Linked DNA regions of Homo sapiens: region 1 is linked to region 2. A link is a loop called in an ENCODE intact Hi-C map of the cell type or tissue named here. Cell type or tissue: psoas muscle. All regions are shown on one strand. Each heading gives the region's core, and the rest is flanking DNA. Links, peaks and the distances in the headings are about the cores only. Region 1 overlaps MYH13 (myosin heavy chain 13). Region 2 holds the start of MYH13 (myosin heavy chain 13).

Region 1 (12,732 bases), core at 2,905-10,904, 57 kb after region 2:
AGAACCTGGGAGGCAGAGGTTGCAGTGAGCAAAGATCATGCCGCTACACTCCAGCCTGGGCCACAGAGAGAAACTCCATCTAAAAAGAAAAAATGTGTTTATGGGTGATATCTAAGTTTATGTACACGTGTGTGTGCAGTGTGTGCACATGTGCGTGCATGTGTGTGCATGACCCATTTCTTGGCTTAGGTGTAGATAATAAGCTTTTAGAGGGTGATACCCTTTCTTTGTAGCATTTTCAAAGAGGCCAATCAAAACATAAAATGACCTGGTTCTTTCAGGAAACAGAAAATCTGATGGACGCTGAGGAACGGTGTGAAGGACTCATCAAAAGCAAGATCCTACTGGAAGCAAAAGTCAAGGAGCTGACGGAGAGATTGGAAGAGGAAGAGGAGATGAATTCTGAATTGGTTGCCAAGAAGAGGAATCTGGAAGATAAATGCTCCTCTCTCAAGAGAGACATTGATGACCTGGAGCTGACCTTGACGAAAGTTGAAAAGGAGAAGCATGCCACAGAGAACAAGGTGAGCAAACCCAAGGGACTCCCACAGTGTCTTAACAGGCTTCACTCTCTCTCTCTGTAAGGAGGAGAAAGGGTGGCGTAGGAGTCCAGTCAATATAACATTGCCCAGAAATGAGAGGCTGGCGTCAAGGTGAAGGGTAGTTAAGTCCCAACAAGTTCTGTCCTCTGGTGTCTTTTCTACCCATAGACTCTTCTTCTTCTTCTTCTTCTTCTTCTTCTTCTTCTTCTTCTTCTTTTTTTTTTTTTTTTTTTTTTTTTGTGAGATGGAGTCTTGCTCTGTTGCCCAGGCAGATCTCGCTACAGTGGTGCCATCTCAGCTCACTGCAACCTCCGCCTCCCAGGTTCAAGCAATTCTCCTGCCTCAGCCTCCCAAGTAGCTGGGATTACAGGCACACACCACCATGCCCAGCTAATTTTTTGTATTTTTAGTAGAGACGGAGTTTCACCATGTTGGCCAAGCTGGTCTCGAACTCCTTACCTCAGGTGATCCACCCACCTCGGCCTCTCAAAGTGCTTGGATTACAGGTGTGAGCCCGGCCCCATAGGCTCTTCTCAACCCTCCCTGGCTGTATCACAAACTTCTAGCATTTCTTTGAGAGGAAGGACTGTTTCATATTCTTCTTCAGTTCCCATAGCACCAAGCACAGGGATTGCAAACAAGAAGGCCTACAGGGGTCAGGCAGATAGTGAAGGAGGCAGAAGACTGGATAACACCAAGGATTGACTGAGAGGAGCGGGTACCGGCAGGACAGAGACTGATGCAGCCTTTGGGAAAGTTATTTGGAATTACTCAGTCAAATTAAGAATCCAGATACCCTACGACCCAGCAATTCTGCTCCTGGGTGTATAGATCAAGGAATTCTTCCACCTGTCCATAAGGCGACATGTCCTAGGGTGTTTGTAGTGGCATTGCTTGCGGGAGACAGCTGGAGGCAGTGCCAGGGTCCACCACGGGGAAAACGGAGAACTAAAATGTAGTAGATAACACAGCAGGGAGCACTACGTAGCCATTAGGAGCAATGGCGTGTGCACACCAAATATTAAATACCTACTGCTAAACGGTGGAAAAATGTAAGAAAATGAAATATAGGGCCAGGTGCGGTGGCTTATGCCTGTAATCCCAGCACTTTGGGAGGCCAAGGTGGGCAGACCACGAGGTCAGGAGATCGAGACCATCCTGGCTAACATGGTGAAACCCCGTCTCTACTAAAAATACAAAAAATTAGCCGGGCGTGGTGGCGGACGCCTGTAGTCCCAGCTACTCAGGAGGCTGAGGCCGGAGAATGGCGTGAACCCGGGAGGCGGAGCTTGCAGTGAGCTGAGACTGCGCCACTGCACTCCAGCCTGGGCGACAGAGTGAGACTCCCTCTCAAAAAAAAAAAAAAAAAAAAACAACTGTAACATTGTAAATGATAACATTGTAAACCACTATGTGGACTAAAGAAAATATGGCCAGATTCAGCCCATAGATTAGGAGTTAGCAACTTCTGATCTGGAAGCCTGTTGGATGTGGAAAAAGGTTTCACTTACTTCCTTCAAGTTCCGTGTTGGGTGCCCTCCTCCTGCTTCCTGATAACACAGCACTCCCGTTCTGAATTTTCTTTCTTTCTTTCTGTCTTTATTTTTGAGACGGAGTCTCGCTCTGTCACCAGGCTAGAGTGCAGTGGTGCAATCTCAGCTCACTGCAACCTCTGCCTCCTGTTTTCAAGCGATTCTCCTGTTTCAGCCTCCTGAGTAGCTGGGACTACAGGTGCCCACCACCATGCCTGGCTAATTTTTTTTTTTTGTATTTTTAGTAGAGACGAGGTTTCACGATGTTAGTCAGGATGGTCTCGATCTCCTGACCTCATGATCCGTCCGCCTCGGCCTCCCAAAGTGCTGGGATTACAGGCGTGAGCCACCGCGCCCGGCGTGAATTTTCTTGCGTAGGACCTCACGCCTCTCCTCCCCTTCCTGCCTCATTCTAAACCCTATTCAGCCAACCTAACAAACACATTTCCACAGACATATTATGAGCGAATATAGATTGATGTTTTACCCTTCAGAGGTAGCACATTTGCATTTTAAAAGCGCCCTTCCTTGTAAAATATAATGCCCTCCTTAAATGAATAATCCTAATGGGAGAATTTGAGGCACCATGATAGACCGTTAAGGAAGATAAAGAACTGAGAGTCTGTCAATTCTAGGAGGTAAAAAAGTAGTAGCCAAAAAGAAAAGGGAAAAAGGAAAAATGAGCAAAGAAGCAATAGCTTTTGTTGATGGAAGCTTCTGGCATAATCGTTTCCATATTAAATCGGTGTTAATATTGTCCCAGGTAAAGAATCTTTCCGAAGAAATGACAGCACTTGAAGAAAACATTTCCAAATTGACCAAAGAAAAGAAATCTCTACAGGAGGCCCATCAGCAAACACTGGATGATCTTCAGGTGGAAGAAGATAAAGTCAATGGTCTAATCAAAATAAATGCCAAGCTTGAACAGCAAACAGATGATGTGAGGATATTTTACTACTATGCTTTAGCATTTATCACTTGTGGAAGCACAGACAAGAGACAGTCTAACTAGGACACAGGGCTTGAGAGGTCAGACTCTGGAATCAGCATCCCTAAATTCAGATCTCAGCCCCACCCTGACCCTGAAGGAGTCTGGGATACTGAGCAAGCTGCTTACCCTTGCAAAGCCTCAGTTTGTGCCTTGTGAAATGGCGATGTAAATAGCTCCATCTCAGAGGGTTTTCACAGAAAGCTCAGCACACAGAAAGTGTTCAGTAAAACATAGCTGCTACTATTGCTATCATCACCATCATCATTATTATTAGCATCCACTTGTAGGTCCTTTGGGTTCCAAAACCTCCAATCCTGTTGTAACGTTACTAAAGATGAGTTCCATTTGTGGCCATGAAAATTACTATTTCTGCCCCCGTCACATGACATTATTGTTCTTGATGTAAGAGCCACGTTTGAAGTTTTCAGGTTTTACTCACTATTGTGGCTAGAGATTTTCTAGATAACTTTAATGTTTCTGAGCCCAGGGTAGGTGTGCTCCTCCTCTACACCCTTTTCCTGTTCCTATGTATGCATGTGTGTATGTGCACACACATACACACACACGAATTCCTTGCCTCCCATGGTTGCATAATGTTAGCAGGCAAGGCGTGATGGTGTGTAGCACAGACCTTCACAGTGCTGTCCACAGAAGCCCCCATTTGTATTGTCTGTGCAAGAGTGTGCACCCATGGGTACCATACCCCTACAGGGAACATAGTCTGGGCCAGGCCAGGTGGGAATCAGCTGAGAGAGGCACCAGGAGGCCCCTGAGGGATCCAGCCCCACCCTGGGTAGTCTTTTCTGGAAGACAGAAGAGAGGGGAGGTAGGGGCAAGACTTGCTTCCTCCTGGGGCCAGAGGCTTGCAGCCAGCACCCTACAGGAGCCCCAGGAAGCCCCAGGCCACGTGTATGGCTACACTGGATAAACGGGGCAAACACTTCCCCAGCAGGGGCTTAATTTTCTACCTGTGTGTCTTCTCAGCTTGAGGGTTCCTTAGAGCAGGAGAAGAAACTGCGGGCGGACTTGGAAAGGGCGAAGAGGAAGCTGGAAGGAGATCTGAAAATGTCCCAGGAATCCATTATGGATCTAGAAAATGACAAGCAGCAAATAGAAGAGAAATTGAAAAAGTAGATATTTCTTTTACCACCTCTGTGTCTCAGCCTAAAAGCCAACTTTCACCCCCTCCAAGAGGCTTGTATTTCATGTTCTTTATTTTTTTTTAATCTATTTGCAGGAAGGAGTTTGAACTCAGTCAGTTACAAGCCAAAATAGATGACGAACAAGTCCACAGTTTGCAGTTTCAAAAGAAGATTAAAGAACTGCAAGTAAAAGCATCAAAACCTTCCCAATCATGACAATCCCTTTGCAAGAGCGCCCCTCCTCACTCCTTCCCCCTTGTTTCTTTAGCTGCTTCTTTCCTTCCTCCTGCTAAAGCTAGAGAAGATGTCCTGTCATTTCCTTTAGTTTTTGAAAATAATATTTTAATGTTCTGAATAACCCATAAACATACTTCCTTGCAAAGGCTCAAAATAGGCCCAGTAAAGCTAAATATTATTGTTAAGGGTGCTTTGATCGCCATCCCTAAGCCCAGTGCCCTCCCCGTCTTCTGAGAATTAATTGCCAATTTCACTGGGATGTGCATCTTTCTGCCTCTTTTGCTATGTGTTTTTGTACACATTTAAGACTCCCCAAAAAATATATAGTACACATGCAGAAAAGGTTCTTGTTTCTTCATATTCTTAGCATATCACACTGAGAGTATCACTCTGCAATTTGCTCCTTTCTTTTGGCAACATGATCTGCAGAGCTATCCATGATAGACGTGGATTTGTGTCTACCTGCTCCATAGACTTCTAGAACAAGTCTCCATCACAATCGATTTGTGCATTCTCTTATCCATGGACACTTAGGTTGTTTCCAAGTTTTTTCACCAATTTAATGTTATAATGTATTCTTCTTTTTTTTTTTTGAGACCGAGTCTTGCTCTGTCACCCAGGCTGGAGCACAGTGGCACAATCTCAGCTCACTGCAACCTCCACCTCCCAGGTTCAAGCTATTCTCCTGCCTCGGCCTCCCGAGTAGCTGGGACTACAGGCGCCCGCCACCACACCCGGCTAATTTTTGTATTTTTAGTAGAGGCGGAGTTTCACCATGTTGGCCAGGCTGGTTTCAAACTCCTGACCTCAAATGACCCACCCACCTCATGCTGCCTACCCGCAATTCCTCAACACCCAGCCCCTCTCAAAGGGGGCTGCCCCCTCCTCCACAATAACATTCCTGATAGAGTAATCCTTTCAGGCCCGCATAGAAGAGCTGGAGGAGGAAATTGAAGCGGAACACACGCTCAGAGCCAAGATTGAGAAGCAGCGCTCAGATCTGGCCAGGGAACTGGAGGAGATCAGCGAGAGGCTGGAAGAAGCCAGTGGGGCCACTTCAGCCCAGATTGAGATGAACAAGAAGAGGGAGGCTGAGTTCCAGAAAATGCGCAGGGACCTGGAGGAGGCCACCCTGCAGCACGAAGCCACAGCAGCCACCCTGAGGAAGAAGCAAGCAGATAGTGTGGCCGAGCTTGGGGAGCAGATTGACAACCTGCAGCGGGTGAAGCAGAAGCTGGAGAAGGAGAAGAGCGAGCTGAAGATGGAGATTGACGACATGGCCAGCAACATCGAGGCTCTCTCCAAGTCAAAGGTACCTGACTGGCCCTTCTGCTCTTGGAGAATGCAAGGCAGCCGACGGCCACCTGCCCCTGGGCACGTGTAATTTGATGCCTCCAAACCACTGCATGTTCTACACTGAAACCCTCTTCCCTATTTCTGCCTGTTTCTAGTTCCTCAAATTTACTCACGTCCTTTGTCTTATCCATTTGTGCTTCTGTAACAAAATATTTTAGACTGGGTAATTTATAAACAACAGAAATTTATCACTCACAATTTTGGAGGCTGGGAAGTCCAAGATCAAAGTGCCAGCAAATTCGGTGTCTGTCGGAGGCCTGTTCCTCACAGATGGTGCCTTCTCATTGCATCCTCATGTGGTAGAAGGGGTGAACAAGTTCTCTCAGGCCTCTATTATAAGAACACTAATCCCATTCATAAGGGCTCCACCCCCACGACCTTATCACCTCCCAAAAGCCCCACCCCCCAACACCACTGGACTGGAAATTATGAATTTTGGGGGGACACAAACTTTCAGACCAAAGCATCAAGATCACTTGATTCAAGCACAATTGGATGATCTGGCACCACTGTTTCGCTCTTGTTCCCCAGGCTGGATTGCAGTGGCGCCATCTCAGCTCACTGCAACCTCTACCTCCCAGGTTCAAGCAATTCTCCTGCCTCAGCCTCCCAAGTAGCTGGGATTACAGGCACACGCCACCAGGCCTGGCTAATTTTTGTATTTTTGGTAGAGTTGGGGTTTCACCATGTTGGCCAGGCTGGTCTTGAACTCCTGGCCTCAGGTGATCCACCCACCTCAGCCTCCCAAAGTGCTGGGATTACAGGCATGAGCCACTGTGCCTGGCCGATTGGGGCTCTTTAAGAAAAAAGTATACAAACTTATAAAAATTAGGCATGAAAGTTGATATTTAAAATGAGACAAAAAAGTCGCAGGTTACCTTGAAGACTCAAGTTCTTTTCTCCTGAGGCCTCTTTGGGCCATTTGCCAGAAATGCCTTCTAGAATATTCTGCTTGTGATGGCTCCTCTTCCCTTGAACCTTCTGCAGCTCCCAGACTCTCTGTGGCCCATGCAAATGCGGGCCCTGAAGCTTATTTCACAAGCTTCATAGTGAACCCACCTCTGTGCATGGCCTCAAAGCAAAGAATTCCTCGTGGAGCATGTGTGCTCCTCGATTTAACACGTGCCCTCCTTGCAGGGTGCTCTGAGCTGTACTAGGAGCTGTTTGGCTAGACTGGAAGAAGCAGTGGTGACCCTAGAAGCGAGGCTGTGGGCCTCTCACCGAGGGTTTCCCGGAAGGTCAGGGCATCTGTCCAGAAAAGGAAGGGAGATATGAATCAGAGAACTAGAGTGGTCTCTCCAGCGCCCCCTGCTGCCAGTGTTTAGGGTCTGCGTCCACGCAGCCCTGTGCCTCCTTGATTGCTTCTTCACTCCGCGACTGCAGCCTCTGGCTCCGGCTGATGACTCCTTTTCTCTTTCTTTCCTGCTTTCCCATGTGTTTGCCCTTTTTCCCTTGGTTTTCTTTCTTCCTCTAAGAACTTGGTTCTGTAAATGTTCCCCTCCCACACCTCTCTCTCGGCGAGCCAGGCCAGCCTGCAGGGGTAGCTGGGTAGGAAGGGCCTCCAGCATCCCCCATACACTATGCCTATAAACAGCCCCCACTCCAGCCTCCCTATCTCCAGAATTGCCGTGTGCTGCTCTCTGTTCTCAATTTTAACATCCAGGGGAAGCAGCACGTCATGTCTCTTAACGCTTTTTCAGTTGTCCCCTTTGACGATTCTCCTTGCAAGCTGCCATCGCGTTTCAACTCTCCCTGCTTTGATTCCTTCATGTTTGCGTGTCATCTTCTCAAAGAGATCCTAAGCTCCTCCAGGACGCCCGTGGAATTAGTGTCCCTGCTTCCTCCACTGCCATCTCATACTTACCATTCTAAAGAAAAACATATGCTCTATACATTTTATTTTCTATTTTATGGAGCAGCAGGAGGAGAGAAAGGTCAACACACACAAGGGTTTTGAACAAACTTCACAAAAATACAGGCCAACTGGAAGCCAGAGAGGTGAATCTCTTCATACGGCCTGCACCATGGGGAACCTTCTGTGTTATTGAATGAAATGCTTAACACTGTCATCTGAATATATTGCTTGCAAATATTCACAGGCTTGTATTGCTTGCAATTATTCACGAATCACTTATATTACAAGAGGATCCCAAAGATCCACTTAAAAGTGACATCTTCTCAAAGGGTTGTTTACAAATCATTAAATACTTATCTACCTGATGTTCCAAGTGATTGGTGATTGAGCTGCATTCACAAATCTGAAATAATTATGATTTTTTTTTTTGAGACGGAGTTTCACTCTTGCCGCCAAGGCTAGAGTGCAATGGCATGATCTCGGCTCACTGCAACCTCCGCCTCCCGAGTTCAAGCGATTCTCCTGCCTCAGCCTCCCGAGTAGCTGGGATTACAGGCATGCACCACCACGCCTGGCTAATTTCTGTATTTTTAGTAGAGATAAGGTTTCACCATGTTGGTCAGGCTAGTCTCAAACTCCTGACCTCAGGTGATCCACCCTCCTCGGCCTCCCAAAGTGCTGGGATTATAGGCGTGAGCCACTGCGCCTGGCCGATTATGATTTTTTTGAAACTGAACTTTTTTTTGTTCTGTACTTTTATTTTTATTTTACCTGACAAGAAACTAAATGATTACACTGTTCAGTTCAATGCTGGGCACTAGGAATCCATTTCTTCCCATTCGTGTTGACTTTCTGTTTGTTAAAGAGTAACATAGAAAGAACGTGCCGGACGGTAGAAGATCAATTTAGTGAAATCAAAGCCAAGGACGAGCAACAGACACAGTTGATCCATGATCTGAACATGCAGAAAGCAAGACTGCAGACCCAAAATGGTGAGAATGGGCAGGGCTCTGGGTCCAGCCGGGCCATGGGAGAGGGTGGTCAGTAACACTGACGTGGGGGCCACATCTGTTTGGTAGGGGAGCTGAGCCACCGAGTGGAAGAGAAGGAGTCTCTGATTTCACAGCTGACCAAAAGCAAGCAGGCCCTCACCCAGCAGCTGGAGGAGCTTAAGAGGCAAATGGAAGAAGAAACCAAGGTAAAGATATAGAGTCAGATTGAACCTGAGAAGCCAGGCTATATGACCACTTCACCCGTGAAGCTGGTCAGAGCAGTGCTACATCAAGAAATCTGCTGCAGCTGGGCACGGTGACTCACACCTGTAATCCCAGCACTTTGGGAGGCCAAGGCAGATGGATCACGAGATCAGGAGTTCAAGACCAGCCTGGCCAAGATGGCGAAACCCCGTCTCCACTAAAAATACAAAAAAAAATTAGCTGGGTGTACTGGCAGGTGCCCGTAATCCCAGCTACTCGGGAGGCTGAGGCAGACAATTCCTTGAACCCAGGGGGCGGAGGTGGCAGTGAGCTGAGATCACGCCACTGCACTCCAGCCTGGAAGACAGAGCGAGACTCCATTAAAGAAAGAAAGAAAGAAACCTGTTGCTTCTCCTGTCTGCCTTGCAGCATGGTGGGAACCTGTCCTTTAAGGTTAGAGGACCTTGGCACTGGATCTCCTTCTTCAGGAATAGAAAACCGTACCTATGGTGGTCCATCCCCTGGCCTCCTCTGTCCCCCGCAGGGTGGTCTGAGAAACTCCCCTTTCCAGCCAGGGCACCTCCTCCCCATCACTGCACACACTTGATCATTCTGCCCAGCAATTCATCCTGGCCACCTGAAATCCCCCTCCTCTTTCTTCTTCATTATTCCTGATGTGTCACCTCCTATACCACCTGATTTTAAGCTCCCCTCCTCCAAGAAGGCTCCATGGTTTTGGGAGCACCCTTGAGACAGTCGCATAAACATGAACATCATCACCTTCTTGATTTCAATGTCTAGATATTGTGTTTATAATACATGTCTCCCCACAGATCTATAAACTCATGGAGGGCAAGAATAGTTTGTCCCCACTGTACCTACTGTGCCTAGCAGAACAGTGCACACAGTAGGTACTTGGTGCTGCCAATTCATATTCAAGTATCAGAATAGGGGACTAAGAGTCCAAAAAACTGCATGAATGGAATTCCGAGGTTGCTGTACGCTGGCTAAGACTTATAGGGCAATCTTTTGGAATTTTCCCAAGCTCCACCTTTTTCTTCTGAAAAAGGACAAGCGCCATATTTGTCTCCCATCTTTCTGTTGTATGGTAAAGATCTTTGGTAGATGAGGGGAAAGGGGAAGTGGTGAGAACCCAAGCCTGAACAAGTACTGAGAAGAGCCACTGCAGGAGCGGGCTGTCCTTTGGCAAGAATACAGCAACAGCTGAGTTTTCCTTCTTAGGCAAAGTGTGTCATTTATTGCCTTTTTTTTTTTTTTTGAGATGGAGTTTCACTCTTGTTGCCCAGGCTGGAGTGCAATGGCTCGATCTTGGCTCACCACAACCTCTGCCTCCTGGGTTCAAGTGATTCTCCTGCCTCAGCCTCCCAAGTAGCTGGGATTACGTGCATGTGCCACCATGCCCGGTTTTGTATTTTTAGTAGTGACAGGGTTTCTCCATGTTGATCAGGCTGGTCTCAAACTCCTGGCCTCAGGTGATCCGCCCATCTCGGCCTCCCAAACTGCTAGGATTACAGGCATGAGCCACCACGCTTGGTCTATTGCATTTTTAAAAAGATGAAAATGTACAAATTACTGAAGTGGGCTGACAGAACTCTCTCTTTGATGGTGGCACCAGAGGGCGTCTTGTGGCCATTATAGTCGGAGCTAAACTGTTGCCCTTACATCCCTCCAATGGGAGGGAGTGAGGGATGGAGGCCTCTAGGCATGTCTTCTCTGCCTAGGAGGAGGAAGTCCAGCCGTGGAAACAGCGAAGCTCACATCAGCAATCCCCAGTGTGGGGACATAGCCCAGTGGTGACATCAAAAGATGCTTTCAGGCTTCTCCTGGTCACAGCATTCCATACCATTGCATCAAGTAGTGAGAAAATTATTCCCTTTTTAATTGTTCCAATCCTTCTGATTATATCAAGGAAAAGGCCTCAGTGTGAACCACACTTCCTTAGCATTTGCTTATTTACCCTATTAAGAAATAGAGGGTAGACCCCAGGCATGGAGTCCCAGCAGGCAACAGTACCTAGCTAGACATGATAACATTGCTTTATTTCCATTGCACTTATGGTTACCTTCTGTTTATGGCAAATGTCAATGGTTTTCCACTTACTTTCCTGTGACAGTTTACTCTTTTGTTAAATATATTTAAATATAATTAAGGAGTCCACTTGAAAAAAAATTAAATAAACCAGGTGATATGCTGATATGGCAAAATTGGTGAAGACAGCATAGGGATAATTCAAGTTGGGGGAAAGCGATTTAAATGAAAATACCTGAACTTGGAAAAGGGTCAAATGTTTTTGCAATTTGTCACCGCTGTCATTCCCAGGCCAAGAACGCCATGGCGCACGCCCTGCAGTCCTCCCGCCACGACTGTGACCTGCTGCGGGAACAGTATGAGGAGGAGCAGGAAGCCAAGGCCGAGCTGCAGAGGGCGCTGTCCAAGGCCAACAGTGAGGTTGCCCAGTGGAGGACCAAATACGAGACGGACGCCATTCAGCGCACAGAGGAGCTGGAGGAGGCCAAGTAGGGGCTCCAGGGTGGCAATAGCAGAGGGGGCCCGAGGACACAAGCCAAGGGACCAGGAGTCTTCATATCTTGAGAGATTCTTTCCTGCCCACGCCTTTGTGGTTTCTGAAACACTCGGATTGTACCCCCCACCCTCTGGGGGTCTCCCTGTCCTTCTTCTCGGGAACTGTCCATTCCACCTAGCTCCCTGGAGGTGCTCCTTAGGGACCTGCTTTGCCACCAAGCATTTTGAGAATCTCTCGGTGACACTTGGATCCTCCCCACTCACCAAATCCTAGGTCTTGGTCTCATCAAACACCAGTCCCTTCCACGCTATTCATTTCTCTTCCCATCTGACAGTTACCTACTGAAATATTCCACCTTTGCGAAGGGGAAAAAAAAAATCTGGTTTTCGTAGGAAAAAACTGGCCCAGAGGCTCCAGGAAGCAGAGGAGAACACGGAGACGGCGAACTCCAAGTGCGCATCGTTGGAGAAAACCAAGCAGAGGCTGCAGGGAGAGGTGGAGGATCTGATGCGGGATCTGGAGCGCTCCCACACCGCCTGTGCCACACTGGACAAGAAGCAGAGGAACTTCGACAAGGTCCTTCCCCAGCCGCTTTCTTTGTGAAGATGGCATGAGGATAATTCAAGTTGGGGAAATGCTATTTACATGAAAATACCTGAATTTGGAAAAGGGACAAATGTTTTGCAGTGGCAGTGGTGAAAACAACAGTTTCACGCTTAGATGTGTGAGATACCTGCACATCCTAGAAGGCCCCCAGTTGGAGCATCATTTCCCAGTTTCAGGGACTTGAGGTGTCTTCTTGACTACTGTGACAGTCCCTCCAAAGGCAATTTTATTTTTAGTGAAAGCTAATTCCGTTCCACTGAGATTATAATGTCTGTGAGAATGCAGCAGAGGGTCTGCAGGGATATCACAGTTTGGGGTCCCTGATCTAGAACAGTGCTCCTCCTCCTTCTTCAGTCCCTAAGGATGGAAGGGCAAAACGTTGGTGTTACTGACAGCCCTTGTTTGCATGAACTCTTCTGAGTCACCCCTGCTTTCTGCTTCTCCCATGTCCCTTTGTCATCTCCCAGGTCCTTGCAGAGTGGAAGCAAAAGCTGGACGAAAGCCAGGCTGAGTTGGAAGCTGCTCAGAAGGAGTCCAGGTCACTCAGCACTGAACTCTTCAAGATGAGGAATGCCTATGAGGAGGTGGTGGACCAGTTAGAGACACTGAGGCGAGAGAACAAAAATCTGCAAGGTGAGCTGTCTCCACCACTGGTGTGTGCTATGTCCCCCTCTCCTCCTGCCAACCCCTTCCCCATTTGGCCACAGCCATCTCCAGACACCTCCTTCCC
Region 2 (12,732 bases), core at 2,795-10,794:
CATAGTGACAGAGTGAGACTCCGTCTCAAACAAACAAACAAAAAAGAATACATAAAAACATGGAAAAAATGTGAAAAGATTTAAACCAAAATTTAGGTAGATATTTTGAGGACTTTGCCATGATACCCTCCAACAACCTATCAGGTATAGTGATGAATTTACCACCACTTGCCCAAGACAGTCCTGGTTTTAAAATGGAAAGTTTCAAGAACTCCCTTAGCCCCAAACAAATTGGCATGGTTGGTCACCTACTTTCAGATATCCAGGCTCCTATCTTCCCTGTTTTGTTTTACTGCTATGTGGGGAGGAATGAATCTACACAGAAAATTGGCTACATATACTGGGTAGAATGAGAGGACTAAAAAGACAGTGGACAGGCTTTGGCAGCTGGTGGGCCTCACCAGACAGCAGCATCAAAGACATGAACAACATTGGAGACATTGACTTGGCTCCCAAAGCCCTCTGCCACTGTCAGTGGTTGGTGCGTTCACCGAAGAAAGCTCATGTTTTTCAAAATCACAAGGTTCTCTGTTGACATAGCCTCAACCACTCTCCCCTTTCCCAAACTATCATGTCACATCCAAATAGTAACCTGCCATGCATTCATTAATTCACTTAATTGCCACAAGAACCTCCTGAGTTACTGTTAACATTCCCATTCTACAGGTGAGAAAACTGAGGCTGACAAAGATTAAGTAACTTGCCCAAATTCAAGTAGCTTAAATAGTGAAGTCAGAATTTGTGACCCAGCATTCTGATTGTCAAGGTCCATTCTTAGTGACTGCATTATCATGCAGATTTTAATGATATAAGTACATACTTTTACTGCATCCAACAAGCTTTTTTAGGACACATTAAGACCTCAGTGGTAGTAGTTAAAAGTAATCAATCATGCTTTCCTTAGCTCTAATGAGGTTTTAAGCAGCTGAAGTAACCAAAACACAGCAAATAGACCCCAAGGTAGGAAGCAAACAGCAGGAGATCCTAACTCTCACAGACATGAGTCAAAGCTATGAAGCCAGGCTGGAAAGTCTCCAGTTTACTGAACAGACCTAGCTGGTAGGATTTTTTCTCTGAACACAATGTTCTCAGGTCATCCACACAATCTCTTCATGTTATTTTCGGTGAAGGATGCCTAGTTTATGTGTAATTCTGAGAAGCATGTATAATTCTGATAGCATTAGTGTCTTACAGGATCTTGTAAAGCCAGAAGCAGCTGTCTTCAAGTGAAAATACAAACTGGACTTGGAGTCAAAAGATGTTTGTTTTAGCTCTCACTCTGCCACTTATTAGCCGTATGGTTAGTCATTTATCCTCACCAAGCCTCAGTTTTCCCACCTACAAAACTGTGATAAGTCTCTTTTCTCATTGACATTTAATAATCAATTTAAATAATGCTTTTGATAACCCCTATGAACTTTTTGCTTTGCACATTTTCAGTATATAAATACCAGCAGTGAAGAAGTTTATATATTCTATTTGAAAGAGTTCCAAACTTGCTCTGTTGAGTTTGAGAGTAGAATGGAGAGGGGACTAATTTTATGCTTAGCATGAATTAGATAAACTGTCTAGAACCTCAATTTCTGATTCTGTAAGGTAGGAGTTACTTTAGACAATATTCAAAGCCTCCTTTAGTTCCAGAATCTATATTATCATTCAAATCTTTAGTTAGGCAATTCAAATATGAATGGGGGCCATTCACCAATGTGACTTTCACTCAGAAATTTCTGTTCCTGGCTGGAAAACGTCCTGCTGCTTTTTGAAATTTCATCTGTTACATAAGCCCTGAGATAGCCTGAGTTGTAAGGGGTGAGGTATGATCCCACTATTAGCACAATTAATTGCCCTTTCTTCTCAAGTAGCCTTCTGAGGAGTGACCTCAATCACACTTTTTTTCCTAGTCTTATTTGGCCTTGCTACTGCCTCCTTCTTCCCACTGCGCTATCCACATTGACATTTCCTCTGAAAGCATCTTAAATAGTGATTTGTGAAGAGATGTGTCCCTAGGAAAATCAGAAAAACTTTTTCCTCCTCCTTAACACCTGCTCATTCCTTAATCCCTTCTGCCACCCCCACCATCCTGCTGACATTGCTGTCAGGATCACCTCCCTGGCCAATCCAATGCCCTGTTCCTGGTCCTCTCTTTCTCCAGCTTCTCTGTAGCACTCTTCATGATAGCCTCTCTCTTGAAAATATCACTTCCCTTGACTTATTTTGACACTAATAATAAAGTTACCTTCACTTTTGAGTAGACGAAATGATTTTGTAATAAGACTGAAGAAAATTTCCAGTCATAGAACTCCTCTCAGGTTTGAGAGAGGTGGGCTGATAGTGTGGGGTGGGAGCTGTGGACTTGGGGGAATAGTGATGAAATAGAGATGATGAAACCCCAAAACAAGGAATCTCTCAGAGGTGATGGATATGACTATTACCTTGATTATGGTACATGCATATGTCCAGACTCATAAAATTGTGTGCTTAAGTGTGTATAGCTTTTTGTATATCAATTATGCTTCAATACAGCTGTAAAAAAAAGAAAGAAAAAGATGAGTCCCTTTCCCCCTGAAAAAGGGCCTATATGAATAAAAATAGGTGGTGACCAAACTTGTTTCTAAAGATGAAAGTGGTCTTCTTTATTTGATGACTTTTATGTTGCTGAGTAACCAGAAGAGTAGAAATGCATGTCTATGGCAGAGCTAAATGATTCCACATAATAGAGGATCAACTGAGTACCCTAGGGGTGCAGAGAAATTCCTGAAAGGAAGAAAGGAAAAGACATCCAGCATCAGTGTAAAGAAAAAATGGACTTTGTAGAACAGACATTTCTGATGGAAACAGATAATGTATTCTGAGGTATGTAATATAATCCTCTTCTATGTCTCCCCTAAAATATCTTTGGTAAATTCTGCATTGCTCATTTAGATTTTGGGGGATGGTGGATTATATGCTGAGACCAGGTCAGGGTGGGTGGACATGAAAATGTACAGTTTGGGATGGGATAGAAGCAGACTGCACACAGAGATAGCCACATCTAGATGGCATAGACAGGATTTCATTAGGTCCCTGCATCATTCTCGTGACTTGGACAGAAACAGAAAAATTTTTTCTGATTTTGCAGCTGAAGGGGAAAGACTCCAGAGTTGCTAAGAGAAGGGAGGGGGGCTCACCCCAGTCAGAAAATGGCAGAAGTAAGCTGGGGACTCTCTCAGGTCTTCTGACTCCAGCAAGATCTTACTGCTTCTCACTTGGTATTTGCTTACTTGCAGAATGAACCTCGTTTATTTTTATTTACTTTTTTCCTCCTTTTCTGTTTTCATTTCCTCTTCCCATGTCCGCAACACCTAGCCTTCCTGTGAGCGCTAAACTTTCACAAGAGTTTAAATTATCACCTCTAGACAAATGATATCCCCCAACATAGAGGATGACATCTCTAGCCTTGACATCTCCTTTAAACTTTGAACCCTTATCTCTGCCACATCATCTCACGCTCAATATGTCCAAAATCGACACTCATCTTTCTCCAGTTCAGTGTCTCCTCTGGGCTGGTGTCGTGGCCCTAGATTCCAGGCTGAAATGAGGTCTGCATGACAGGCAGGATCCTTTGACGACTCCTCGCCCCCCAAACTCGGCAGTCATCAAAGCCCTTTGGGTCCTGCCTTTAGGGGACCTCTTGAGTTTTCTCTCCTTCCTTTTGAACTTCATTTTTATTCTCTGTAATTGAGGCCCTCTTCATTTTACACCAATTTTTTAAAAATTTTTTCTGCAAACACTTAACTATGATGACTTAACCATGATTTTTTTTTTTTTTTTTTTTTTTTTTGAGACGGAGTCTCGCTCTGTCTCCCAGGCTGGAATGCAGTGGCGTGATCTCCACTTACTGCAAGCTCTGCCTCCTGAGTTCACGCCATTCTCCTGCCTCAGCCTCCTGAGTAGCTGGGACTACAGGTGCCTGCCACCATGCCCGGCTAATTTTTGTGTGTGTGTATTTTTAGTAGAGATGGGGTTTCACCGTGTTAGCCAGAATGGTCTCGATCTCCTGACCTCGTGATCCGCCCGCCTAGGCCTCCCAAAGTGCTGGGATTACAGGCATGAGCCACCGCACCTGGCCGATTATTTTTTATATTCAGTGTAAGTGATTGTTAATATACACTGAGTAGATTTTAATATATTGATATAATATGGGGTAGAGCCTCAAAAAATAAGCCTAGAACTCACAAAGGTCTTAAATGGGCCCTAATATACACCTCTTTTTTTTATTTTTTTGAGATGGAGTCTTGCTCTGTCACCCAGGCTGGAGTGCAGTGGTGCAATCTCTGGCTCACTGCCACCTCCATCTCCCAGGTTCAAGAGATTCTCCTGCCTCAGCCTCCCAAGTAGCTGGGATTACAGGCACTTGCCACCATGCCCAGCTAATTTTTGTATGTTTAGTAGAGATGGGGTTTCACCATGTTGGCCAGGCTGGTATCGAACTTCTGACCTCAAGTGATACACCTGCCTTAGCCTCCCAAAGTGCTAGGATTACAGGTGTGAACCACCACACTTGGTCCCTAATACACACTTCTTTTACCACTTGGGGTTTGAAATTTCACTGTTCCTGCTTTGCCTAAATGGGACAGTGTAGAAGAAAAACTACAAGCCCACGCAATGCTCTTCTCCCTGACTCTGCATGGCAGAATCAGAGCCACCAGGGCTGGACTCAGAACCACCAGCCACCAGGACTCACAACCACTGCGAAAGCCACCCTGCGGTGCTGTGGGGAATTTTAACACAGATCTGAAAGCGCAGGGGCATTGAGGGGTAAAGTCTAAGCATCTAACAGCCTGCCTGCCCCCACGAGTCATCAGAACCTGTCCAATCATCTAGGGAAGTTTTACACCAAGATTTTTTCAATAGTCACAACTTGCTTCTAGGCCGCCAGGTTCTCTTGCCACCATTACATCATATCACCAGTTCTAGACTCATCTTCAAATACATATGTGTGTGTGTGCGTGAGTGTGCATGTGTGCGTGTGTGTGTGTGTGTAATCTGCCCACTTTCCTGCTCACAAACCTCAAAAGGCCTCCCAGTGATCTCGGAATAATGCCTGACTCCTTTCCTGGGCACTGAAAATCCATCACAAATAAGCACAGCCCACTTCTGCCTTCACCTCCGTATTACCCCCGACCCCACCCCAGTCCTGTGCTGTGGCCTGGCTCTCCCAGTTGACCTTCCTAAAATATCCTGGGAAGACTTGTTTCCAAGCAATGATCCCTCAGTTCCCTAAGCCTAGAACCTCCTTCCTGTTCCCCTCACCCAGTTAAAAGTCTGCCTCCTTTAAGGGACAGGAGAGACTAGGGGAAAAGGCGTGGCTTTGGAATCAGAAATCCTGGATTTCAGTTCTGGTTCAATTGCGTACTAGCTGTGGGGCCTTTTAGCCAATCCTTTACCCTTTTAGGCCTCAGTTTCCCCATTTAGACCGTGGGAATAATAATAATATGAATCGTATAAACCTCTCAGCCTGGTAGAGAAAAATAAACATAATAAAATATATAAAATCGTCATCTAAACCAAAAAGTACTAAAAGATTATTATTATCTACAGTCACTACTTCTGTCCAGATCTTTTCCCTCCTTCAAAATAAATAAAATGTTATTATTATAACAATTCTGCTAATATTTTATATATACAACACACTTTATGGTTTTTCAAATACCTTGTACATACGTCGAATCCACTGTCCACAATCCAATCAGTTTAGGATAGTTTCATCTGGGAAAGTGATTTATCCTTTTCATGTCTATGCACTTCTCTTCCCATCTGCATTGTCAGCTCCTTTGGGGCAGTGATCTTAGCTCATACCCCTGTTCCCCATTCCCAGCACAGAGTCTAATACCAAGTAGGCACTCAAACATGATGCATTTCCAAAAACGAGATGTTACAGGCATAGGCTCTAGAGCCAGAGAGCACTTGAAACTCATTTCAGCTGCTGACTAGTTGTATGGCCTTGGGCAGATTGCTTAAACTCTCAGTAGTTGTATAATAGAAATGATATTAGCACCTACCTCACAGGACTATTATAAAGCTTCAGTGAATCAATATGGATAAAGCCTGGCATGTGGTGAGTTCTTAAGTCTTTTTTCTTTTCTTTCTTTCTTTCTTTTTTTTTTTTTATGTGAGATGGAGTCTTTCTCTGTTGCCCAGACTAGAGTGCAACGGTGCCATCTTCACTCACTGCAACTTCCACCTCCTGGGTTCACGCGAGTCTCCTGCCTCAGCCTGCCAAGTAGCTGGGAATGCAGGTGTGCACCACCACGCCTGGCTAATTTTATTGGTATTTTTAGTAGAGATGGGGTTTCACCATGTTGGCCAGGCTGATGTCAAACTGCTGACTTCAAGTGATCCACCCGGCTCGGCCTCCCAAAGTGCTGGGATTACAGGTGTGAGCCACTGCACCCAGCCTAGTTCTTAAGTCTTAATTATTACCATTAAATGAAACTCAGAGTCTGATTCCATTCTTTTCTTATCACTTCAGGCCTTTCAACACATGAGTCAGGATGACTCCCCTATGAGTCATCTTGATTCATTTATTCACCAGGACGAACATTTACTGAGCATCTGCTACATGCAAAAGGCTGCACCTCAAATAAAAGCAACTGTGCTTAGGGCTGATCACTCTCGGTTGCTTTCTTCTGGGCCAGAACTTTGCTATGGATTATGTCCTTCAGCCTTTCCTCTCTTGTTTTCTGGAACAGGAAATAAATAAGTTTGTGTTCCAACATCAAATCACCTAGGGAAGTTCCAGGTCTAAAAAAAAAGTATTCATATTTCTTTACTGAAGGGCTTCTCACATCCCTTAATATGCTAATATTTATGATGAATCTCTAACAGGAGGGAATAGAGTTTAACACATTTCTTAAGCTCATTTAACCACAGGACCATTTATTTCGAAGCGACCCTCCCAATCTGCATTCTGTCAAATCTACTTTAGAAAATACTTTGTGGAAGCCAGGCTCATGCCTGTAATCCCAGCACTTTGGGAGGCCAAGGCAGGCGGATCACCTGAGGTCGGGAGTTCGAGACCAGCCTGACCAACATGGTGAAACCCCGTCTCTATTAAAAATACAAAATTAGCTGGGCCTGGTGGCACATGCCTGTAATCCCAGCTACTCGGGAGGCTGAGGCAGGAAAATCGCTTGAACCCACAAGGCGGAGGTTGTGGTGGGCGGAGGTCGCGCCATTGCAATCCAGCCTGGGCAACAAGAGCAAAACTCTGTCTCAAAAAAAAAAAAGAAAGAAAGAGAAAGAAAGAGAGAGAAAGAAAGAAAGGAACGAAAGAAGGAAGGAAGGAAGGAGGGAGGGAGGGAGGGAAGGAAGGAAGGAAGGAAGGAAGGAAGGAAGGAAGGAAGGAAGGAAGGAAGAGAAAATACTTTGTGGAAGTCCTATCTCTACCTGCTCCTCCTCTGGTCTAAAATTCACTTTGATTAATGCAAACTATCTTTTGGAAATGCCCTACCTACATGAAATTCTACCCACTGGAGACTGATTAAGGAAACTTTGATTCAACAAACACTGATTATATACAATTTAAACAGATCACACTGTATTGCAGTAAATGGCTCTAACTTCTACATATACAGTTGTTCCTACATAGTCAAACATCACTTATATTTTAGCAAAAAATAAAAAAACTCCTAAGTAACTATAATTGTCACAAAGTCCACGTATTTTCATTAGAACCCACTAGAGCTGCACTCAGAACTTATTTACTCTTACTTTAGCCTGATCTTAATTTTGTAATCTCTTTCCCAATCAATAATACAAAATCAGGCTAGTAAAGACAAACTTACCACAGAAAGAAATTATACCTGAGAGGCTGGCCATGAAGGCAAAGACAGAAAATCTAAAAAGTAAGGCCAAGTGTGGTGGCTCACACTTGTAATCCCAGCATTTTGGGAGGCCGAGGCGGGAGGATCACTTGAGGTCAGGAGTTCGAAACCACCCTGGCCAACATGGTGAAACCCTGTCTCTACTAAAAATATAAAAATTAGCTGGGCGATTATAGCACATGCCTATATATAACACATGGGATTATAGCACATGCCTATAATCCCAACTACTTGGGAGGCTGAGACAAGAGAATTGCTTGAACCTGGGAAATGGAGTTTGCAGCGAACCAAGATCACGCCACTGCACTCCAGCCTAGAGGAGAGAGCAAGACTCTGTTTCGATAATAATAATAATAATAAATAAAAGTATACACCAAAATTCACAGCAGGAACAATTAGTGCAGGCATGATCCACTAAGAACCAGATCCTTGATGACTTTATTATATCATCTCCCAGACCCCCAGAGTGATCAAGAAAAACTTAAATTCTATTCAAGATAGTAGGTTACACAGAGCAGGATAATGTAAAATACATTTTGGAAAGCTTTTCTTCCAGTAGATTTTTAAACAAACAAATACATAAATAAGACTGGATGTGTTAAAAGGTCAACCTTAAATTTCCAGAGATTTCTGAGATGAGAAGCACACCATCCCATACCAATGCTGGGTAAATGAGGTGTAGTTACTGTCCACACTACTGATCACCCATTGCTTGACAAAGCATCCTGTGGTTCTGCCCTTCAGTGACCTTCTTAGCACACTCTGCTCCAGTTCCACTCAGCCCCTAGGACTCTCTAAGTCTCAAAGATCTGTGTCCAACGTCAAAATCCCTATGCAGCTGACTTGGCATTATGCAGCCTCCACTGGTCATTTATCCAAGTAACTTAACAAGAGTGAGAGATCAGGGCTACGACGCATTTACATCTAACAAGTAAATGGTGCTCCCCCAAATATAGCCAAGTTAGAGTGCTGGGCTGGCAGATTTGGGAGTATAAAGAGAGCTGGGGGGTCACACTCCTGAAATTGCTGTGACCGCAGCATCTCTAGGTAAGTGCTCACAAGTGCTCACTTTTTTGCTCCACGTAGCTATAGTTGCACCTGATCAGGTTACCAGTCAAGGGGGGAAGACAATAAAGTAGCCTTTACGGAGGGCCTACTAAGTGCAAGGTCTTGTGTTGAGGGCAAGGTTGGAGACAAGATGGAAAGACAAGACAACTGCCTTTCAAGAAACTTTTACAAGGGGTGAAAAGACAAGAATATAAGCAATTATAAGACAAAAAATATTCACCTGCAGAACAAAACTGAGTATAATGCATGATTCCTCCTCTGATTATTTAGGTCAATGTTATACTGTTCAGTTAGCAAATTAACTTGGTAACTTGTGGTATCTCTTCTGTGATTGCTTAAGCTATTATTTGAAATTTTTATGTTTATTTAATTTGTTTCCCATGTCAGGATTTCTGAAAAATGGTTGTGGGAGGAAATAATCCCAAGCATCTTACCCATCTTACAAAGTGTCATAGTCTGATATGAATTGACTGGTTTGCAGACTGTTCTCACATGGCATATTTTATGGACTTGGGACTGGACTGTGTCTGACAGTGCAATAGCATCCCTCAGAGATTTGTGATACTTTGAATTCAGGCCACCATCTCTACGGAGAACTGTCTGTTATAGACTCATAGGGCTGAAAGGAATCTTGGAGATTTTCTGGTGCATCTGATTCATTTTACGGAAGGAAACAGAAACCCAAAGAAATCATACCAGCTACTTAACAGAACTGATATTAGAATTTCTGTAGCTCTGCCTCCATATTTTTTTAAATTGAGGATTCAGAATATAGTATGTAATACTTTAATTTTTTAAGAAATTGTGAGAATTTTAGGATATAACTGGAGATTATTTAAGATGCATTAAAGACGGAGAAGGAAGGAGGCAACAAGGATAGTAAACCAAATCCTAAGTGTCTGTTCCTGCCTAAATAGGGCTTCATGAAATATTCCCCTGGCTCCATAAAAGCACTGAATGGTAATTGGGAAGTTTGCTTAGATTACATTTGATATTGAAAATTTTTCAGACACTCATGCCTCCTTGAGATAGCCACGTAGTTTATAAACTCCTAGAGCTGAGATTCCTTAGTCCCAGGTGACTTTTCAGCTGCCCTACCTTCATCATCTGCAGGAGGAATTTAGAGCATTGAAGAGAATAAAGAAGTCTTTGTCCACAATTTATAACTTTTCTCCTATTGCCAAAAAAAGGTGACTGCCCCTAAGCATCCAAGCTGCAATCTGGAGCATTCCCCTCCCTACTTTCTTTCTTCCCTGACCCCTCACAGCCCCCCAGTCAGAAGCGGTTTCTCTAAGTTCCCATAGTACTTTGTTTAGACTCCTTAAAAATTTGTCTTAATCCTGTTCAAAGACTTACTTGAGCATTCTCTTATCCCTTACTAACTTTTGCATTCCTATAGGGCAGATACTGTACTTTCCTCTTCATACCCCCTTAAGGAGCTGACACAGTACATTGTACACACAGAAGTTTCTCAAGAGAGTATTAATTAAATGTTGTAATTAACCAACTATTTAAAGAATAATGATTTTAATCAAAAGTAAAAATTCAAAACAGCAAATTTATTTCATTCCACACCATCTACTGTGTATCTATTTAAGGTAGATAAACTGGAACAAACATGGTTTCTATATTTATTTAAACTCTTTGTAGCTCATTTGGGTTTTTTTGGTTTGTTTTTTTTTCTCAAATTATCCCCAGGAAGACGCTTTATTCCTGAAGGACACTGACTGTCACTTGGGAACCAAGAAGGTAAGGGTTATTTTCAGCTTGATCATGAATGCAATCATTGAAATTAGCAAACATCATTTTACACGTTCTCATTCTTGCCACACTCATAAGAAGACGAAATTGATGAGTTTGAAACCAATAACTTAACTATTCTTAAAGGTAGATTTTAAAATATATACAGGTTTTACCAAAGGAAGAATGGCTTCTCCTATTTGCTCATTACACTGAAATGTACGAAATATAATGCAGAATTTTGACATACAAGCTCCAAGTCAATACACAGTACTTAGTTGGCACAGAACATGATGTTCATAGGGTCCAAATGCAGTCTTCACACAAAGGCTAACTTTGCTGCTCCTTGAGCAGAGTCTGCACCCATGAATCCACACAGCTGCACCTTCCCTCACGTGTAATACTGAAGGAATGGGGAGGGATCCGTTCAATCCTATGCCCGGTGCGGTAATAAAAACCCTATCCCCTTAAAACGTGTGTTTATTAGAGGTAGTTCTAGATGAATTGGGACCAAAAAAGCCAAGCTGTCATTGAATCATGAGCACATCATTGCTGACAAGACACAGTAGCGGTGAAATTCCCAGGAGAGGGATGAAAGTTGAGAGTAGTGTCATGGTACACAGAGGGTAAACAGAGAGAGAGGAGCCCTCACAAGTGGGTGATGGAGATTAGGCAGGCGGGGGTAGTCATCTCAATTAGAAGGCCCTTAAAGACAGGAACAGAGTGGTTGAAGGGGCACAGCTATGCAACGTTGGAAGCAGGTCCTGCTCTTGGAACAGAGAAGAGGCTAATTAAGGAAACTCTAGAGGGTGGTGCTCAGTGGGCAGCATGAGTCATGCCTAGAGACTTGGGTCAGATCTAACAAGGTGAAGTTTATCAGTCAAAAATGAATGGTCTTCCCCTGGGTCCCAACTCACAGTTGCACAAATATAGGGAGAAGATCTGACTTAGCAACTGCATGCACGGAGAGGATTGAGGGGCTTTGCTCGACACGGAGTGGTGCGTCAGCAGTGTGAGACGTGGCTGCCAACAGGCAATCACCACCTCAAGCATGACACCTAGGTCAAGAGAGGTGAGGGCACACTCCAGTGGAGGGTGACATGTGGTTTGGATATCACACTTTAAAAGATTAACAGGAGTGGGTTCAGGGAAGAGTGACTGAGATGGTAAGGGATTCAAAAGCACATCATAGAAGAACCAGTGGAAGTTGAGGCTATTTAGCATGGAGAAGATAAAGCTAAGCAGAACACAGAACAGCCATCAAAAGGGTGAAGAGTTGTCACGTAGGAAGGTTTGAACTCTTTCTGCTGTTCAAATGGAGAACAAATGGAGAGCCAGATTTTAATTTAAAGCAAGAAGAATCTTTGGCCTATCAAAGGGAAAAGAGTTGTGCCTAAAAGTATCCAACTAGGTTAGATGCACCATTGCAGGAATATGGAGGGATAACTCAAACATCATCTAGGTAATACTACTAGGAGATACTGGGTTCTGAGTCACGGTTAGAGTAAATGAAGGGAGAAAAAATCTCTACTTGAAAACTGTCAGTGAGGCCCACAGGGAAAAGCCTTGTTTTTCCAGGAGGACTAAAAATATGGCTCAACTATCAGCTATGGCAGCCTTTCCCTGACTTCAGACTTTATTCTCCTATTGCCATCACAAGTTTTGCAATAGCCATGTTAACACCAATACTGTCAATTTACTTAATATTTGTATTTACATTGATTCATTTTCTTTTCTTATTTGTTTTTAAAGTTACCTTATATTCTTGCTGTATCAGCATTAGCTGAGAAATTTGTAAGATATTTAAAAGCTCAAACCCAACTCCAGACCTAGTGAATATTCACAGTAGGATTCATATGCCCATTTAAGTTTGACAAACACTGATTTATATCATAGAATACATGGATGTAGCACGCTTCCTAAGTGTTAAACAAATATTACCCTATTTCCATCAATTCTGATTTTTTTATATTTTTTACAAATTTATCCCTGAAATGAGGATGCATATTACAATCTATGAAAGAAGCATTGCAGTTTAAATTAGCTGCATTTTTTTATT

What was found. Peaks named below come from ENCODE experiments on the same cell type or tissue, not always from the same donor. Only the 100,000 strongest peaks of a DNase experiment are listed, where the experiment ranks them.
Region 1: a loop joins it to region 2, with 2.4 times the contacts of the local background. A loop is called at or near these places in 2 of 110 quality-filtered maps.

The regions. Positions count from the first base shown.
Region 1 is chr17:10,311,814-10,324,545 of GRCh38, reverse strand. It overlaps MYH13 (myosin heavy chain 13), which reads left to right. Exons shown (of 41, transcript NM_003802.3): 23 at 282-524; 24 at 2,838-3,014; 25 at 4,050-4,195; 26 at 4,303-4,393; 27 at 5,367-5,756; 28 at 8,521-8,647; 29 at 8,735-8,853; 30 at 11,192-11,388; 31 at 11,789-11,972; 32 at 12,470-12,635. LOC107985004 (a long non-coding RNA gene) reads right to left here. Exons shown (of 5, transcript XR_007065617.1): 2 at 6,679-7,048; 3 at 5,997-6,091; 4 at 4,034-4,154. Among named protein-coding and RNA genes, the nearest start is that of MYH13, 55 kb to the left of the region's middle. In psoas muscle, for the core only: CTCF peaks have their summits at 6,926 and 7,127 (motif pointing left); a DNase peak (open chromatin) is centred at 7,105.
Region 2 is chr17:10,369,159-10,381,890 of GRCh38, reverse strand. MYH13 (myosin heavy chain 13) reads left to right here and starts at 8,885. Exons shown (of 41, transcript NM_003802.3): 1 at 8,885-8,912; 2 at 10,632-10,682. In psoas muscle, for the core only: no CTCF peak of the experiment used is centred there; no DNase peak of the experiment used is centred there.